2 separate regions of the Mus musculus genome follow, and region 2 is linked to region 1. The links are chromatin loops, found by intact Hi-C in ENCODE. Cell type or tissue: left cerebral cortex. All regions are shown on one strand. Links, peaks and the distances in the headings refer to the core of each region. The heading gives the core; the rest is flanking DNA. Region 1 holds the start of Gm38588 (a long non-coding RNA gene). Region 2 holds the start of Wnt11 (wingless-type MMTV integration site family, member 11).

Region 1 (9,136 bases), core at 846-8,845:
AGTATGTCCCCATGAACCCAATGTGCCCAATGGGCCTGGTATGCACACTATGCTCAGTGGGCCTGGTATGCGCAGTATGTCCAGTGTGCCCCTGTGCCCAGGGCATGCTGCTCGGTGTCAGCAGACATAAGAGCGGAAGGCATGCCTGGCCCCTTTAAAAAGCCCTACCACCTCTCACTGTTGCTTTGACAGTCATTTATGATCCTCATCTCTCCTTTCTCCTCAGAGACCCATGGCAGGACCGCATAAACCAAGAAATCCGGACTGGCTTTGCCAAAGCACGCCAGGGACTGGCTGAGCCCAGAAAATCAGGGGAGGCTGGGCCAGGTCCCTGATAGCAAGTCAGTGGGCAAGGGCCAAGGCAGTCAAGATGCCCCCACCACCCCTGCTCTGCTAGGAATGTCAGCTCCCTGGCTGTCTGCCACCCATGAGTGGTATGAGCAGTTGGTGTCTTCCCTAGTAACTCCAGGGGTGTCCTTGCCTCCTGTCAGGAAAACAATAAAAATAGAATACCCGCTTCCACCCTGAAGTGTTGGACAAGCCATTTTGAGGCAGAGAGCTCACTGTCTCCAAGTCCCTTGTTCCTTATGGAAGATCCTGTCCCCAGCACATAGCTAAGGGCTCAAGACCAGGGTACGGGGAGCCTTTGCCCCAAGTGACACAGCTCTTCTGGGCAAAAGTAAAAGCTGGGCAGGAGAGGGATCTTCAGGCTTGGCCAGTGTACCCCCCCACCCCTCTGTGTGTGTGTGTGTGTGTGTGTGTGTGTGTGTGTTGGTTCTGTCCTCGCCCCAAGCCCCATCACAGTGCTTCTGGGGCTTCTTTGTTATCCTCCCTAAGAGCATCAAAAGGACTCTCTCTCTCTCTCTCTCTCTCTCTCTCTCTCTCTCTCTCTCTCAGAATGGCTGGAGTATACCATTGGGCCCATAGGCAGCGCCCAGTCCTGACTACTCCCCTGCCTCACCAGAACAGGTCCACAACTTCAGCATCTGGGAGCACGGTGCTGAGAGTCCAATGTAGGGCCCCAGAATCTCATGATGGGGGAGAGGGGCTGAGAATTCCTTGGCTGTCAGGAAATGAGAGTTCAGAATAATAATGAGGAAGAAGAGAAGGAGGAGGAGGAGGAGGAGGAGGAGGAGGAGGAGGAGGAGGAGGAGGAGGAGAATATAAGAGCCCAACTCACTAAACAGCAGCACATCAAAGAACGCTCCCCCAAATCCCTGCAGCTGATTTCAGAGCCAGCAAGATCAGCTGCACATGTAACTCATGTCCCCATTATTAGCTGGAGCCCTTTGGGAGAAGGAGCTGATGGTAAGACTCTAGCCTAGGGGTTCTGGAAAACTATTCTAGGGTCACTGTGTCCAGATTCCCTTCACCTGGCCATCCCTACCTGTGTAACTTTGCACCTAATCCTTTTAAGCATGTGGGGACATTATGCCAGTCCACCAAGTCATCCTACAGATGCTGGAAGGGGAAGCCCTCCTGTGTGTGGTGGGATGTGTCTATGGCTTGTGTGGTATAGCTATGGAGGACCTGCTTGCTCTGTGGGTCTTCACGGCCTGCCTCAGGCCCGTAGCTCTTACTGGAAACCTTCCTCCGTATCTTCCTCTGAGACATGAGTGATTGGTTAGATAGTCAGTGAGGCTGTCTGGATTCTTGAACATGTGGATGCTGTGAGTGTCCTGGGGTACACAGAGGGATACAGAGGTATCTGCACATGATGGGCAAACACATGGAAACTGCCTTCACCTGGGCTTTGGTGTTCCCTCTGCGAGCTGCGTAGCCTCGACCATCACACAGGTTTCTGAGCCTCCATCCCCACTTCACTACAGAGGCCAGATGCCTTTACTGTCTTGTGGGCTCTTGTGCAATCCAAGGGGGGTCAGGAAGTGGAAGCCACCCAAACTCAGGATATGGGACAGCTATGACTTAGGGTGTACACATGTAAGTGACCTGACCCATGAATCTCTGTGAAGCCTTGCAGGCAGAACACAATGAGCCTATGTGAGCTGTCACTGTGTCATGCAAGCACTGTCTATGAGTTTCTGTGTCTATGCACTTGTGTTTTGTGTTTCTGAGTGCAGGTGACACTGTATCTGTGAGCCTGGAGAGCTGCAAGCCTGGCTTCAGCATGTGTGTGGTTGAATCTGAGTGTCTGTGTAAGCCCTGCTGTGAGCACCGTGCAGCTCACCTTTGTATTTCCTATAACATGTGTCTGTGCATGCCCATGTATGTGCCATTTCTAGTGTAGCTGGCTTTACCTATAGGCTTTCACACTTGAGCAGTACAGGAGAGCAGCCAGCCAGCTGGTCACCAAGGAGATGTCCCCACTGGTGGCCCAAGCAGCTGTTCTCAGACTTCTGCACACAGACACCTTTGGAAGAATCTGGGGTTTGGGGTGGGGAGTGGGACCCTGGCTCTAAAACTTGCCAATTAAGCACAAGTAGTTATGTGAGCTGGCCCCTCTGAGGGTGTTCCCTTGCCCTACACTTCTTTGTCAGAATTGGGGAGTGGGCTGTACCCCCACTATGCCCTGCATACTGCCTGCTCAGCATGGTCAGGCCTGTCTTTAGCTCTACCATGCCCACGACCCTTGAAGGAACTGTTTGTCCATTTTATGAACCAGGAGATGGAGAGTTGGAGGGGGTAGTGTGCCCTCTCCCTTCCCTGACCCCTGCCTCCTAGCACTAGAGAAGCCCCCCTCCAAAAAGCCACAGTCCCCAGTATGTTCCCAGGGGTCTGCCTCCAGGACCAAGGCTCTCGTCTAGAGAGCTGTGGGGCCTTTGGAGCCAGGCACAGTGGCTCTGGAGAGAAGCCAGCCTGGTGTCTTACATGAGCTCACACACTCAGGCAGAGTCCTATGCTGGCTTTTAGCTGGTGACTGAGATGTCCCTCTGTCCCACCAGCCTAGGTATCCTCCCATCCTTTGGGAGTGGGTTCTCAGGGGAGAACCATTCCAGCCTCACTAGGAAATGGGGGGGTCATACTTCAGCAGAGGGGTCCCTGGTGGAGCCAGGTGATTGGAAGCAGTCAGTCCCCCATCATGCAATTGGGCATGATTTGGGGTAGTGGACTTGGAACACTGCAGAGTCTTTAGCTCACCTCCAGGCTCTGCATCTTTCTGCTCCACCACAGGCTCCCAGAACCCCAGATCATTTGCTGTGGCACATTCTCTACTCTTCCCCAGGCCCCTCGGGATACCCCAACTTTGCTCCTGCCGCTGTCTACCTAAATGACCTTAGTCCTTTCCAACGCCCTGTAAATTGCTACATACCCATCAAAGCCCATCTGAAGAAGCCTCCTCCTGTTGCTATAAACCTTCCCCACCCCTCCTCTGAATGAGCTAACAGTTGCTATGGCTGGCAGCTCTGGGGCAGCAGCCTTCTCCAGCTCATTCCTTTAGCCTGATGCCCAAGTAGAGGCAGGTGAGGGACTGAATTAGTGAGTGGGCAAATACGCAAAGTGACAAAGCCAAGGAGCCCATAGACTTCTTATGGGATCCTTCCTTGGACTGATGCCCACTCAGGGTCCAGTGGTTTAGGCTCTGTGGCATGTCAGCTGCCCTAGCCTCTCTTGTACAGCTTCTGCTCACAACCCCACAGCAACTGCAGTCATGCACAGCCTGGTGTTTCTTTCCAGACCCTTGGCTACCACCTCTCCTGACAGATTCCTCCTCTCCAGGTCTCGCTCTTTGCCACTTCCTACAGGAAGCCCTCCAAGCCTTCCCTGGAGCCTTTGTCCCACCCCTGAGTGTTATGCAAGAGATATCTGCCATGGATTTTCATTCCCAGCCACTCTGGCTGTACTGATCTGAGACCTGGGGCTTCCTGAGCAGGGCCAGGTCTATGCCCTGCTCTTGTAACTTGAGTCTCTGGTCAACAGAGAAGGAATTTAATGTGGCAGAAGAGGTAGAGGCAGCTACAGTTGTTAAGTAAGCACCGGTGTAAGGATACCAATGTTTGGGGAACACTGCTCAAAAGAAAAGAGAAGCCACATTAAGCTGGAGGCAGTTACACACTGCAGAGAGGGACACATGGATTGTCCATCGCCTACACAGTCTCTGGACAGCCTGGAGGTCCTGGGGAGAGGGTCAGCTGCTCCTTAATGAGAAGTCAAGGTCCCCAGTCCAATCCTGGCTCCCTCCTGAAGGGTCTGAGGTCTACACGACCCCTCTCCCTGACCCTCACTCATGTCCTGTTCAAGGTGCCAGTCTCAGAGAGATGGATCTTAGGACATCCACTAGGGGGCAGGCAAGGCATTCCAGAAGCAGACAGGCTTTCTGAGTTACAGGCTGGTGACCTGGCTGGCCGGCTGGAAGAGGGAGGGCAGTGGTAGGCTTAACTAACTGTATCGACTTGCCTGGAGACTCCACCTGACCACTGAAGGGCAGCGAGGAATCAGTGTCCTGTCACCACACAGAAGGCCTGGGGGCACCGGGAGGTATGTATTAAAGGGTTCATTGGCCTTTCATTAGTCACACTTTCTACCAAATGACAAGTAGGTCGAGCTCATTTAGAGTACGTTCCCTGGCTCCCGTGGCTTATTGCACCCTCTCCTGGGAGGCAGGCCAGATTGTCCCATTCACAGACAGCGAGACACTTAGTGGCCTCCCACTGATGGCTTGGCCTTTCTTCTGAGCCCTAGATCTACAGACCAGGTCTCTCAACTATGCAGGGTCTAGCCAGGTGTGTGTGTGTGTGTGCCCATGTGTGTACACACATGTGTACAGGTGTGCATGAGTGTATACATGTATGTAGATTGTGTTTAGGTATGTGTGCATGCAAATAGAGCCAGAGGTTGATGCTGAATTTTCCTTGATTGTTCTTCACTTTAGTTTTTGAGACAGGGTCTCTCACTGTACCCAGAGTTTACTGATTGGGCTAGCCAATGAGCTCCAGTCTCAGGCTCCCTATCGCTAGGTTTAGAGGTGCATGCCACACAGCGACCTTTCTGTGGAGTGCTGGGAGTCAGAACTCAGGCCTTTCTGCTGCATGACAAGCACGTTACTGACTTAGCCATTCCCCCAACCCTAAGGCCTGGGCTCCTTAAAGGCTTGGTACTGGAAACACTGTGAGGCTTTCACACGTAGCTGTAGAGCACCTTTCATGTCACACAAAAAGGGAATTAATGTGTATGAGGTGTCTGGGACTCCATCTTCTCCACAGTCCCACGAGGTAAGTAGGAGCCATCTTTTTAGATGAAGGTATTCAGGCTGGGGTCAAGGTCACCCGGCCACCCTATTCGCAGAACTGAACCTCAACTCCAAAGCCAACTCTAACACCAACCTGGCAACCTCACGAGCTACAGAGTAATGAGGTGACATGGACACACACACACATACAGAGAGAGAGAGAGAGAGGGAGGGAGAGGGAAAAGCCCAACAGTGGAAACATGAGCATTCTGAGATGAAGCCAGAAAAGGAACCGGTTAGGGCAATGCCATGAACAGATGTATACATGAATAGAAGGGCTAAGAAGGGTGCTGAGGACAGAGGCCACGTTCCAGCTAATAGTATGTCAGGCTGTGGGAGAGCAAAGGGAAGGCCAGAGACCTAGGATGCTTCAGACTTGTGCGGCTATGCGGCTGTGCGCGGCAGTAGCCCCTTCAGTGTCTCTCCTGTCCCTCCTTCGGTGGCCTTTCCCTGGCTCCTGAGCCCAAGGAATACAGACACTCGAGACCCCTTTGGGCCATTTTTGCAGGGTCAGCATGGAGCCCTCCTAGGAAGTTCCTCCAGCCTTCGCCTCTGGAATTTTCCATGAGAGAGGGAGGAGGTGGGGAAGAGGGAAGCAGAGAGGGAGGAGCCGGAGAGGAAAGAGAGTGGGGAACTGGAAAGGGCTTTTGGTGGCGATAACCAAACAGGCTGGAAAGAGCAGGAAGGAGAGGGGGGCAGAGGACATGTGTGGTTGTGTGATCTGTGAGATGATGTGAACAATCCAAGAGAGAGGAAAGACAGGAGGGGTGGTATGAGCCCCACCACAGTGACATCATAGCTCTTTAAGCAGGGAGTGGCCCGACCCATGGCTGCCACAGGGACATAGGAACAGGAAAGGGGGCCTTGGACTAGGAAGCTGTCCTAGGGAAAGGGTGAGAACCCAGAAGAGGCTCCGGGTTCAGACGGGAGGAGGGAGATATGAGAAGGAAGACTTAGGGAGGGATGCAGACCAGTGGCCGAGGGAACCAGGGACAGAGTCCATCCATGGTGACACTGGCCTGAAGGCTGTGATCCGGCTCAGTAGGCTGAGGAGCCGGAGGCAGCAGTGAGGAGCGGGAAGACAGGAAAGTAGTCAGCTCCCTTCTAAGTCTGACTGGGAAGAGGCAGCTGGGAATTAGGGCTTTGTCCCTACTGCTGGGAAAAACACACAGGGAGAGCAACTATCTAAATGTTTCTTCCTCGGGACCGTATCTGCCAGCAGGCAGCACAGCTAACCACCAGGAGACTGGGCACACCTACGGGATGCATGCAGACAGGATCAAGTTTGTTCTGAGGAAGAGTTCAGACCTCAAACCCTGGTGTCCTGCCTGCCTGCCGCTCAGAGGAGAGAGAGAGCCAGCAGGCACCACCCACCCAGCCCGGAAGAGACCAGAGAGCAGAGTCCTCAACGCCCAGGGCTTTCCGAGAGATCACAGGTCTGAAAAGGAGCAGCTTCGGGGAGAAGGGCAAGCATCCCCTGACATAGCCCGGCCTCCTTGTCTGGATTAATCACGGGATCTCCACGGCTGCTGCTATCTAACTGATGCCAAAACATGTCTTCCCCCCCCCCCATTCCCTTTTGTACCTTAGGGAATCAGCTGTAGTAAAAGACACATGGCTCCTGTGTGGACTAACAGTGAGAAAATCTACTTCTGGGCCCTGAAGATGGCAGCCCAGTTCCTATGAGTGTGTCTACAAATGTGCCTGTGTGTCTGAGTGTGTATATGTGTACACACAGAAAGGAGACTTTTGTCCACATCTCTGGTGTACGAACAAGGATTTGGGGGAGCTGGAACATTTGTCCCTCCATACACATAAGATGTGAGCCATACGTTGACATTCAGACAAAATTGCGTGTCTCCTTGTTACAGACAAAGGATGATGAAATGAAAAATGCTTGTTCTGATTTCCAGCCACATTTGCTGCATCCAACTTGGCTTTCCAATATAACCGCCCTGTCTGTGGCATTCAATTCTGTCCTTCTGGTGGGGTTTCACGGCTTATTCCTCTATTTTCTCCCTTCCTGCTGCATTTGTAATACCTGGACTCGCTGGGCAGTTGGTGGCACACACCTTTAATCCCAGCACTTGGGAAGCAGAGGCAGAGGCAGGTGGATTTCTGAGTTCAAGGCCAGCCTGGTCTACAGAGTGAGTTCCAGGACAACCAGGGCTACACAGAGAAACCCTGACTCAAAAAAAAAATGTGAACCATAGTTTGCATTCTATATACAGTGTATGAGCATGCATGTGTGCTGTGTATACACCTGTGATGTGTTCTGCACAAGCCCTGCATTCTTGTGCTGAACTTGTGTGTGTATCTGTGTGTGATGACTATGTGACCTCTCTCTCTCTCTCTCTCTCTCTCTCTTTCTCTCTCTCTCTCTCTCTCTGTGTGTCTGTGTGTGTGTTGTATATGTGTGCACATGTCTGTGCAGGAGCACACACATGCTTGCATGTGCATGTGAAGGTTAGAGATCAGAGTTGGGTGGCCTGCTCAGTCACTCTCCACCTTATTTATTTATTCATTTTTGAGACAAGGTCTCTCACTGAACCTGGAGTTCACGATTCCCAGGGATTAGCCTGTCTCTTAACCTCCTCTATCTTCCAATTCCTGCCCAGCCCACAGCCCAGTCCAATCCAGTCCAACACTGGGATTAGAAATATGTGCACCACACTCAGCTTTTAAAGAGGGTTCAGGGATCCAAACTCATGCATTTATGCTTAACCAGCAAACACTTTACCAACCCTGAGATGACCCATCAGGAGCTTGAGAGGTTGGTGACACTGCACACTTATGTGGCATTTTGTGTCAGGTGACAGGCCTTTGTTTCCATGAATGTGTGCTCCAGAGGTCTCTGGCTGTCTCCAAGGCTGTGTGTGGAAGGCATATATGTGTGGGTGTTGTTTGCTGACACACAGTGTTGGTGGAGCACGTGTGTGCCTCTTACCAGCAAGTTAGTTAGGGACTGTCACAGGATTGGTGATGTAGCGCAGGAAGCTGAATCTGCTTGCTGTGCCCTGGTTCGGTGACCTTCAGCTGATCACTTACCATCAGCATGTATCACCCTCAAAATGGAGATGACAATATCACTGAGGATGATTTTAAAACCTGCCTTATTAGGTGTAGTGGAGCTTGACTGTGCTATAACTCAAAAGTTGCCTGGTCTAGCCTTGCCTTACCAGCTTGAGACCACCTCTGGTGAGGAAGACTAGGGATCCTGGAAACAGGCCCTTTTATTTCCAGCCAAGCTCTCAAGCCCACAGGGATGCCCTGTGGAGATGGCTCGGTTGGTAAATGTGCTTGCTTATCAAGACGAGGACATCTCTCCATTGTCCTTTTACCCTACCGCCCATTGTCCCCCATCACATAGTCCCCCATGTCCAGAGCCATCCTAGTGTAGCTGCCTCTCAGAGGGAGGTCCATGGACCAGCAGCCTCAACACCACCGAGGTTCACTAAAGGTCCAGTTTCTGGGGCTCGCTTCCAACCCGCTGAGTCAGCCTCCCTTGGGAGGCTGCTATCTTTTTTTAACCAGACTAAAGAACTCTCATTTTTAGGAAGTGTGGGAGCAGGACTCTGTCTCCTCTGAAGAGGTTGCTGTGTGAAGCCAGGAGCTTCACATCCAATGTGGAGCATGTTGAAGACAGTGAGTGGGGCCGAGAGAACTGGACTCTCCCCATGTGACCACAGGCTGTGTTCTCACCTTACTGATTCTAGGAGAGCAGGCAGATGGCATCCTCTGAAGTGTGGGAAGGTGACCCCTAGCCGTGGGGATCAGTCTGACTTGTGGAAGCCAGATTCCAGAGGCTCTGCCAAATGTGGGACTTCTAGCCCTTTGAGGAAGATGGAACCTCATGCCCACTGCAAACTCAGCCCAGGCAGGAACCTGGCATCTAGTCTTCACCTTAGGAAAGGGCCTCAGGGAACTGCCAGGACAGGGTGGCCATTG
Region 2 (9,136 bases), core at 1,137-9,136, 360 kb after region 1:
TCCTCCTCCTCTTCCTCCTCCTCCTCCTCCATGATTTCTGCAGCCTGTGCCATGCTGACTCTGAGCAGGAGATGCCTGGCTCTGGGGATTCGCTCAGCACTCTCCAGCAACTTCCTTGTGAGCCTTGGCATTCCTTGTGAGTCTAGGACATTAATCCTGACCTTGGATAGTATAGATGATCTTGTGGGGTTGCATCATTCCTATTTTATGGGTAAGAAAACTAAGTACAGGAGAATTTCAGCAACTCACTCAAGATCACACAGCTAAAAACAGAACCAGGAAGGTTCTACTGGAATCCCAAATGGACTTTGTTGTAGACAATTGCATTTCTGCAACAGGTACTTACTCCCTATAGCCCACTCTAGCCTCTACTTCCCGGTGACTGACTCCCCAGGTGCCAGGGTTACAGGTGTCAGCTGCAGTGTCAGAGTGGAATCCAAGGTCCATATTGTGATTCCTAATTGCTCTCCACTTCCATTCAACTGGACGCCGATGATATCAGGCAGAAGTAGTATTCACGAAAATGTTTAGGTGCTGTCGACTGGCTTCTCCAAGCAGACAGAGGCCACCTGGAATGGCTCTGACTGGGGTGTCTCTGGTGGCAGAGGAGCTAAGGGAAAATGAGCCCTTGGTCACCTTTGCCTTCATCCCCAGACTTCTGAGGGAAAGCCTTACCCTTCCCCTGGCTCCTGGATGCCCCACATAAAGTTCCCACTGCCATGCCATAGTTTTTTTTTTTTTAATGGGACTGACTTAGTGCCCTGGGCTGGACAATGATGATGGCCAAGAGTTGTGTGCTTGTGTTCTTGTGCTCATAGGCTATTCTTGTTTGTGTATGTAGTATATGTGTGTTTGGTGTTGCATGCTGCGTGTGGAAAGTTGTATGTTTGTGAGTGAACTATTTGTGGGTAGTCTATGTGTTGTGTAGCAATCTAATTATATATATATATATATATATATATATATATATATATATATATATATATGACTACTGCACACCTACGTGCTACTGGGTTTATGGACATGTGATATATACAGATATCCCTTGATAGTGTGTTTATAACCATTGTGATGATATGTCCCAGCCTCATGTGCAAGAGGGCTGGTGGCCATTGTGGATGGATTGTGGTTCTCTCTCTCTCTCTCTCTCTCTCTCTCTCTCTCTCTCTCTCTCTCTCTCTCTTTCTCCCTCCCTCCTGTCTATGTGTGTGTGTATGTATTGGGGGGAGCTTGTGAGCACTTCAATAGCAGCTACGAAGAGTGGGGGGAGGGTAGCAGACAGCTTGGGAGATCCCAGGGAAGCCCCTTCTTGCCTCCGGTTTCCTTTCTACTAGTGAGCTAGATAAACCCTGAGCACATTCAGATGTCGAAAACCCTAGAATGAAGAAGACAGAAACTGGTAGAACCACAACACTTGGTTAGAAACCGAGGGAAATAAGGCTGGCCTCGGTTCTAGTCAAGGAAGAGCAATTGAGGGGTAGGGGGTGGGAGCAGGATCAACTCATAAACAGGACTACACTCAGGGGAAGTCTTCACCAGTGCTGGTTAGCTTCTGAAACCTGGTCCTCTGTTGGGACTGAGAGAGCCCCTACTGCCCGCTGGGTTCGCCCACAAGAGTCCCCTGCAACCACAGCCTACTTGGAGGCACTTTTTGATGCTCTTCTCATACCAGAGCCCTTGCACCTCTTAGAGGTGAGCGCCCCTCTGAGATGCCTAGAAAGATGGCCCAGTGAAGCTTGTAGGACCACAGCAGAAGCTCAGGGCTCAAGACCTCCCAACTCCTGAAGCATGTAAGGGGCAAACGCATTTAGTAAAGCTGTCCTCCGCATTTAGGTCAGACCCTCTGGCTAGTTCAGGCTCTTTGCTGATCATTACTAGCTTCGGAGGTGGGCCGTCCCTGCGCCCGGCGCGCCGCTGGCACTCAACAGGCATGCTTTCAACACTAACCGTGGCGAGCAAATTCCCTTCCGTACAGCAATAGGGTGCAAAGTGTCCCGGAGCGCCGGGCGGGCGCCGCGGGTCCGAGGCGTCATGGGGACCCCGCCCCGCCCCGCGCGAGCCACCGGGTGGGGATTCGGCGCGCTGACGTGGGCGGATCAAAGCGACGGTCCGCGCCTTATAAAACGCTTGGGCCGGCGGGCGCCGCAGATCGTGCCGGGCGAGGAGAGAGCTCCGGAGATCCGCGGGCGCAGGCCGGAGAGCCGAGCACAACTGACCGCCTTGGCGTCCGCGCCCGAGTTGCCAGGATCCCCGGCTCCCTGCTGAGCTGCGTCTGGAAGAAGCTATCCTCGCCGCTCCCGCCGGCGGGGGACCGCACTCGCAACTCCTGGGGGCGGCCGAGGTTGCAGGGGCAGGCTGGGCGCGCCGGGAGAGCGTCCCAAAGGTGAGCAGTGGCCGTGGCTAATGTTAATCAGGAACCCACTGGGTAGGGAGGGAGGCGACTGAGCCCTAGAGACCCCCTTATTGATAGGACACCCACTCCCGGAGAAGCAAACCAAAGTGGCTTTCGTCGCTCTCCTTTCCTCACCTCTCTCCTCCGCAGCATTTCGAGTAACTCCTCTTGGGGGAACGCAACTTCCCGGACGACCCTGGGACTAGGGGCCTGGTGTGTGTGTGTGTGTGTGTGTGTGTGTGTGTGTGTGTGTGTGTGAAGGATGGGGTGGGTTGTATGGTTCCTTCAGTTCTCCCCCTTCAGGTTCTTCCGTCCTGTCTCCCATCCCAGGACTCGGTCCCCTCCCTCGCAGTCTGCGGGTTGATGAGGTCACGCCCGAGCCATCCCGGGGGTGGGGGGATTTGGATCCCGCGACAGAGGGTGTGTGTGAGGAGGCAAGAGAGGGGGACAAAAGCCGAGAAGTCCCTAGCTCCTGCCAGAGCAGGGGGGGGATAGCTCCGAGAGGTGAGAAGGGCTCCTAGAGGCAGCTGGGAAGGGGGGCGAGTTTGTTTACCGACCTCAGCTCCAGGTTGGGGGCTGGGGATAGGGAGGAGAGTCCTGCCCCCGCCCTGTGACACATCTGGAGCGCTCCGAACATCTGGCTTACATCCACCAGCCCGGTACCTTCCACCCGTGGCACTGAATTGCCTCCGTGTCCCTTACAGTCTTTGGGAACACAGGATTCCGCTCCAGCGGGTGGCAGGAGTTCCGCACTCTCCCTATCCACTTTTCAAACACTGCGTCTCCGCGGTGACCTGGAACAACATAGAAGATCCTGACAGCCTCTCCGCTGAGCTTAAAGTCAGGTCTCACGCAACCTCGCAGGTAACCTTGAAGCTGTCGCTCGGCGTCCCTGTCGCACCCTTTTTGTTTTGAGTGCTGCGCGGCCAGCCTCTTGGAGCAGCCCATTTGGTCATTATAGTCGGTCAATTGCGGACATTGTCCCGGCGCACAGCACCAAAGCTGGAGCCAGCATAGCACACCGGGGGTGGGAGAGGCTCGGCCAATCCTCGCCGGTTAGCCTGAGCGGGAAGGTTATCTAAAGTAAAGTTTCTAAAGCTCTCCAAGGCTCCAAGCCTTAAGATCACCTGTTGGCGGCCCGTGGCTGGGCCACAGTGTCCGTAGTGTCCGACGTTTGCACAGCTCTGGGAGGCTCATTCTTCAGACTGCTGCAAGCTGGGTAGCTTAGACTAAGTGTCCAAGGAGAGGAAGAAAGATTTGCTCTCTCTTTCTCTATAAGCACTGCTTTTTTTTTTTCCCGCGGGCCCACTATGAGACTGTTCCCATTGCAGGCTGGGCGCCCAGTCTGAAGCAAGAGGTTGCGTAGTTAGTTCAGGGATAACGAAAACAAGTCTTAAGGGATAACCAAGGCCAAGAGGGAAGTCACTCTGCGCTTCATCCAAGACGCGAACAGTAGAGCCCGAAGTCCCACTGTGTGAGGCCGGGGCAGATATTTCTTTGAACCCAGGCTTAGCTCCCCCTGGCGGACCGGGGACTTCGAGCGACGAATGCGCTCTGACCCTCTGGGCGCAAGGTGAGGGTGACACAGCGGCTCCCAAGGCTGTCCTGGACCTTCTTAGGTAGGACGAGAATAATATCAGTACCCAGAGACCAAGGTGCCTTTTAAGCAACGCGCCGGGGTGACGGAAGGAGAAGTCTAGGGCCTCTGGAGCTGCTGGGAAGAGCAGGGAATAGCTGGAGGCCTGGGTCCCCGACCGACTGCTGTGCGGTTTGGGCCACCCTTCCTCTCACTGGGAGTCGTATATTGATACCCCGGTGTAAGTCCTTGAGATTCCTTCTGCGACTTAGCGATCCCTTCCCACTTAGAAACTCTGGGTGCCTTCGGGGATCCCACACTTTAAGTGGGAACAAAGAGACAATGACTGGTGTTTTGAGGCCCCCCCCCTCCTCTGCGATCTGATCCTGCAGACATTTTTCTGATTTGGGGGAAGTGTGCAAACTTCCAACAGGGAGGGAAAGATCTGGATACGGAAGAGGTAAGAGGAAGATTCGGACTGCACCAAAAATCCCGTTGAGACCCCAGCTTGGAGTCGTGTTTGTGCCAAGCATTTCAGACTTGGGGGACTCTGTGAAGGGGGGGGGGTAATTCAAGGTTTTCTGCTTGAATTCCTCTGGATTCTGCCAGAAGGCCCCAGAAAACTATGACGTTTCAAACGTGTGTGTGTGTGTGTGTGTGTGTGTGTGTGTGTGTTCAAGCCTGTACATTTGAAACACACAGGCGTGCATAGGCTACACAGGTATGTATAATAATAGCGGATACAGAGAGAAGATCAGACGAAGATCAGAAAGCTGGAGTCCAGGTCTTTGCTTTTTAATAAAAGGGAAAACTTAGGCTGGGGTGGTTGAGGAATTGCCCAAACTCACAGAGCCAGATGAGAACCGCTCTTCCCTGTTCCAGAGACCCCCCCCCCCCCAAGTCTGGCACCTCCTTCCTCAGACTCTGTAGACCCTTTTGGAAGGAATCCCTTTGTCCTTGCTGCTCCAGAGAGGAGAGGGGCTGTGTATGACTCGGGGCGAATGCCAGGTGTTGGTAAATTTGGGAGAAGCCTGGAAGGGAGTTAATGAGGTGAGAATGATGAGAAGGGAGTCAAGCCTCAGAAAGCAGCTCCGCAGGCTGCAAGCGGGCGGGGTGGCGGCTCCTCCGCGGCCCTAGCTCGCCGCCTGGCGGTCCCAGAATCAACCTCTTGCAGGCCTGGAGCTTCCCTGCTCTGCTAGGGAGCTTTGGCGCTGCCTCGTCCGGACCGAGGCACTGAAGTGGCAAGTCTGAAGTAGCTCTTCAGGCGCTGGAGATGCCTCAGTGTGTAAAGAGCACCCACCTCCACCCCATTTTTGCAGTTTCCCCTTCCCTTACTGGAAAGTAGGTGCCCAGAAATAGCACCGTCTTCTGTGTTCTCCCTGCCCTTAGCTTACCCGGCACAGGTAGACAAAATAGCTCAACAGCCCAGCACCAGACGGGTGCTCACTAACTGAACAGCCTAACAACTAACTGAACAGATGTTTCCACATCTCTGGGCCTCGGTTTCCTCATCTGAGATGGATGGAGTGACAATACCCATCACAGGTCTGAGAGGAGTAAAGATGGCTGGCTACACTGGGAGACTGTTCTCTGTAAAAGGAGAATTCTGCTCAGATCACCCCATTCGCAGATGAATAAACTGTAGACTCATTAAAGCTGCAATAACTAATAATCGATATCGTGGATTAGTATAGGAGCCTAAATCATATTCCGGATCAGTTCCTCTCCTTGCGGTCGCTACGTCAGTTGGTTTTCGCGCTGCTGCTGGTGGTGGGGTCTCCTCCTTGCGGTCCTCTCCAGACTCTCTGCTGGGTCTCCCGAGAACCTCCTATCTGCTTCACCCTGTCCTTCCTGGGCCGCTCAACCCTGATCTGCCCTGGGCGACACGCCCTCGGCCGCGCTAGGGTCTCACCTAATCCGAGCCTGACGCCGGCGGGTCTCGGGCGGTTCGGGGAGAGAGCGGACTCCTTCCTCGCTCAGCCTCCCCGGCCCGACCCCTCCTTTGTAATTTGAATAAAACGCCTCCCAGCCCGCGCGCCGCCTTAACCCGCCGCCCTGTTCTCCGTGATTGCAGGCGGCGTGCGCGCAGGAACAGCAGCGGTGGCCTGCAGGCGGCGGAGTTCGGTGCGGCTCCTGCAGGGTGCGACCCCCGGGAGCGCCGGGCGCGCGCGACGATGAGGGCGCGGCCGCAGGTCTGCGAGGCTCTGCTCTTTGCCTTGGCGCTCCACACCGGCGTGTGCTATGGCATCAAGTGGCTGTAAGTAGGACTCCGTTTTCACTCCAATGGGCCATTGGGCGAGAAGCTGGAGAGGTTGGGTGAGCCCACCAAAATCTGCGAGGCTAAGTTGGCTTGGGCGTCGTGGGCGAGCCGTTCTTAGCTCGGCGACTTCTTCTGTGATATGCTGTTCTTACCCTCCGCGGGCTTGCGAAGTGGGTGAGCGGATTTTCTCATCCAGGCCAGGGTTGCTCAAAGGCCAGTGAGGGACTAGGGAAACATCCTCTCCAAGTGGCACAACTCAGAGAGAGTCTGCTCAGTTCAGGACACAGGGTCCAGTTCGGGATCATGGCCTGTCAGCCTCCAGGAGGTCTGCTAAGAGAGTTTTGACCCCTTCCACCTGGGGACCTTGGGGGAAGTGTCACCTTCTGGGGCCTCCGAGTACTCGGTCTGTCAGAAGGATAGTTAGTACCGGCTCCTTGGGATCTGATTGGAGACTCCCTAAAGAGCTGCTGAAGGTCCGAAGCTAAGGGATGTCCTGGAAGGATAAATGGTCGCTGGGGGCAATTTTCCTGGTTTCCTCGTGCAGTGCTAGTTCCTCCTGTGGTGGCTGCCGTAGGCAGTGTGAAAGGAGTGGGATATGGGGAAAGGCAGCCCCTTCCTGAAGGATCTGTCCCTGGGCTGGGAGAGATAAGCCCGGGCTGTAAATAACTTTCCAGGGGTTGTAAGAGTGGAGGCTCCGGGGCTCGGAGGAGGGCAGCCTGGTTGGGTCACCCATGAGGGTTACAGAGATTTTCTAGAGGCTGCCACTTTTGGCTGCACAAGTGAGGAGTTTGGCAGGTAGGAGATATGGAGGACACTCTCAGAGTACAGTGCCCGGAGTGGGAGAGTCAAGAACAGGAATGTGTCTGCCTTGCTCAGGTCATGGTTAGGGAGCCTGCAGATCAAACAAGGGATTGATAGATTATGGGCACTGAAGAGGGTCGGTCCAGGAATTCGCTTTGAAGAAGGAATTACTGCAACACACTGAACCTCTGGAAAACTGGAGGTTCCTGGTCCAGCCTTTTCTGGTGCTGAGTTCTTGATTAAATAATTCGGGAGGGAAATCCCATCTTCTTGTACTTCTGGTTTACAAGAAAGGGGGTCTGTCCTGGGCCAGGCTCCTTCGAACCTCCTCCTGCTGCTGTCAGGCACTCTTGCTTATTGGGCTGGGCACAAGTCAGTGAGAGAAGCCCCTTCAGCCATTGCTTTACAGACCAGGGGATGAGGTGAAGAGAAGGAAGGGGTTGCTGAGAGCTACAGGGGCCTTCATGGCCTAGCACCAAGCTTGGGTGACTTGTTTTGTTTATAGAGTCCTGGGGACACAACTCTCATCTCTCTTTATCTGCCCTACAAAGGGCGTCCTGAGGTTCTAAGGATTCATGTGACACACACAGTCCCAAGCTGGCGTGTGCTGGGGATGGGGTGGGGTACGAGGCCGGCTGAGAGCAACACCCAGTTTTGCTCTACTACGTCTAAGCCTTGACACACATGGGCACAGCTCAGAGTCTGCACTCAAGACATCCCCCAGGGAGGACTTGACGGGCAGAGATGGAATGTGAAGCAGGTGTCCCAGGCTGGAGGAAGAACAAGGACAGAAGTATGGGGGCAGGAGCATCCCCTGTCCCCTGCAGGGAGCAGGGACCACAGGGTGTCCTATTACACAGCTCTGAGAGCTGCAGGCCTCTATCTGATTTGTTAACACTCCATGAGATAGGTGACAGACTGACTTTTCGTTGCTTCACAATAAGGAAGTTAAGGTATAGAGATGGTAAGTAGCGGCCACAAGGTCACATGCTGGCCCTGTGGCTGTGAGATCAGAGGAACCCAAGCAGAGGGCTTACGAGGCTAACCCTTGATAATGGTTGAACTATTACTGCAGCTGGAAAATAGAGGGCCTGGGAGAAGCAAAGCTTAAGAATAGTATAGCCAAGCTTGGTGGCAGAGGCTGGTAATCTCAGCTACTGAAGGGGCTGAGGCAGGAGGATTGCAAGTTCAGTGCCTAGCCAAGGTACAGGTTCATTCAAAGCCAGCCAGAGCCACGTGGTGAGACTCTGCCTTAACATTTAAAAATAATGATAAGGGTTGGGAGTACAGCCCAGCATGTGCGAGGCCCTGGGTTCAGCCCCCTGCCCGTGGGGGGAAGAGTGGGAGCAGGCATAGGCACTTGTGCACACAGATGCAGCCTTGCTGGGTGCCGGGTGCTATTTTTGACATACATACGGCTTCTTTTCAGTCTCCCAATCTGTGTTGTGTGTTCTGCTTTCCTGAGCCCCTCTGCCCAGCAGAGGAAAGGAACACCTTGGAGGATCTTTAGCAGAGTTTCATAGCCAATGAGGAGTAGAGCAGACCTTTGGGTTGGGCTGTTGGTAGAAGGAAGTCCCGGGACAGTTGTGCAGTGGGGGTAGGGACTCGTCAGGGCCAGCTGTCCTGGGGCAGTCCTGGGGACCATGTGTGCAGGCTTGGAAAGTGACCTGGAGATGAAAGGGACATTTGACACAAGAACTGAAACCAGATGTGAGTTGGTGGCCTGAGGTGCCCACCTGGTGGGCTTCTGGGACAGACAAGCTAAACAGGTGGGATCAGGGATTGGGGAGCAGGGTCGAAATCTGACTGCCTGGTGATCCTGGTGATACACTGAGAACCTTAAGCATTGCCTCCAAAGCCAGGGGTGGAGGGAAACCATGATGGGTCAAATGTGGGGAGGGATGGGGTGGGGGAGATGTGAGCCTCTTGCTCCCTCTGGTGGAGGGGTTGGGGAAGAAAGACCCCTGGCCAGCTAAGGGACTTTGATAGGCTGTTCTCTCCACAGCTGGCAGTACTGAGCCTGCCACTCAGTAAGGGCGGGGCCTCTCTAGGAAGAGTCTTAAGAGGCTCTGGCAGGAATGCAGCGGCTCTGAAGTAGGGCAGCAAG

The links. A loop is a pair of places that touch in the nucleus more often than their neighbours do. Peaks named below come from ENCODE experiments on the same cell type or tissue, not always from the same donor. Only the 100,000 strongest peaks of a DNase experiment are listed, where the experiment ranks them.
Region 2: it touches region 1 in a loop (4-fold over the local background); 7 of 42 quality-filtered maps call a loop at or near these places.

What each region holds. Positions count from the first base shown.
Region 1 is chr7:98,476,958-98,486,093 of GRCm38, forward strand. It overlaps Gm38588 (a long non-coding RNA gene), which reads left to right and starts at 4,308. Exons shown (of 3, transcript XR_869808.1): 1 at 4,308-4,437; 2 at 6,408-6,624. It overlaps Gucy2d (guanylate cyclase 2d), which reads left to right. Exons shown (of 19, transcript NM_001130693.3): 19 at 227-521. The coding sequence ends at 335. In left cerebral cortex, for the core only: a CTCF peak has its summit at 4,237 (motif pointing right); DNase peaks (open chromatin) are centred at 4,254, 5,769 and 8,811; H3K27ac peaks cover 861 bases.
Region 2 is chr7:98,832,966-98,842,101 of GRCm38, forward strand. Wnt11 (wingless-type MMTV integration site family, member 11) reads left to right here and starts at 5,880. Exons shown (of 5, transcript NM_009519.2): 1 at 5,880-6,225. The coding sequence starts at 6,143. Gm33770 (a long non-coding RNA gene) reads right to left here and starts at 3,130. Exons shown (of 3, transcript XR_378356.3): 1 at 2,950-3,130; 2 at 347-610. In left cerebral cortex, for the core only: CTCF peaks have their summits at 3,916 (motif pointing left), 5,128, 6,064 (motif pointing right) and 8,990 (motif pointing left); DNase peaks (open chromatin) are centred at 2,015, 3,925, 5,116, 6,045 and 1 more place; H3K4me3 peaks cover 2,920 bases.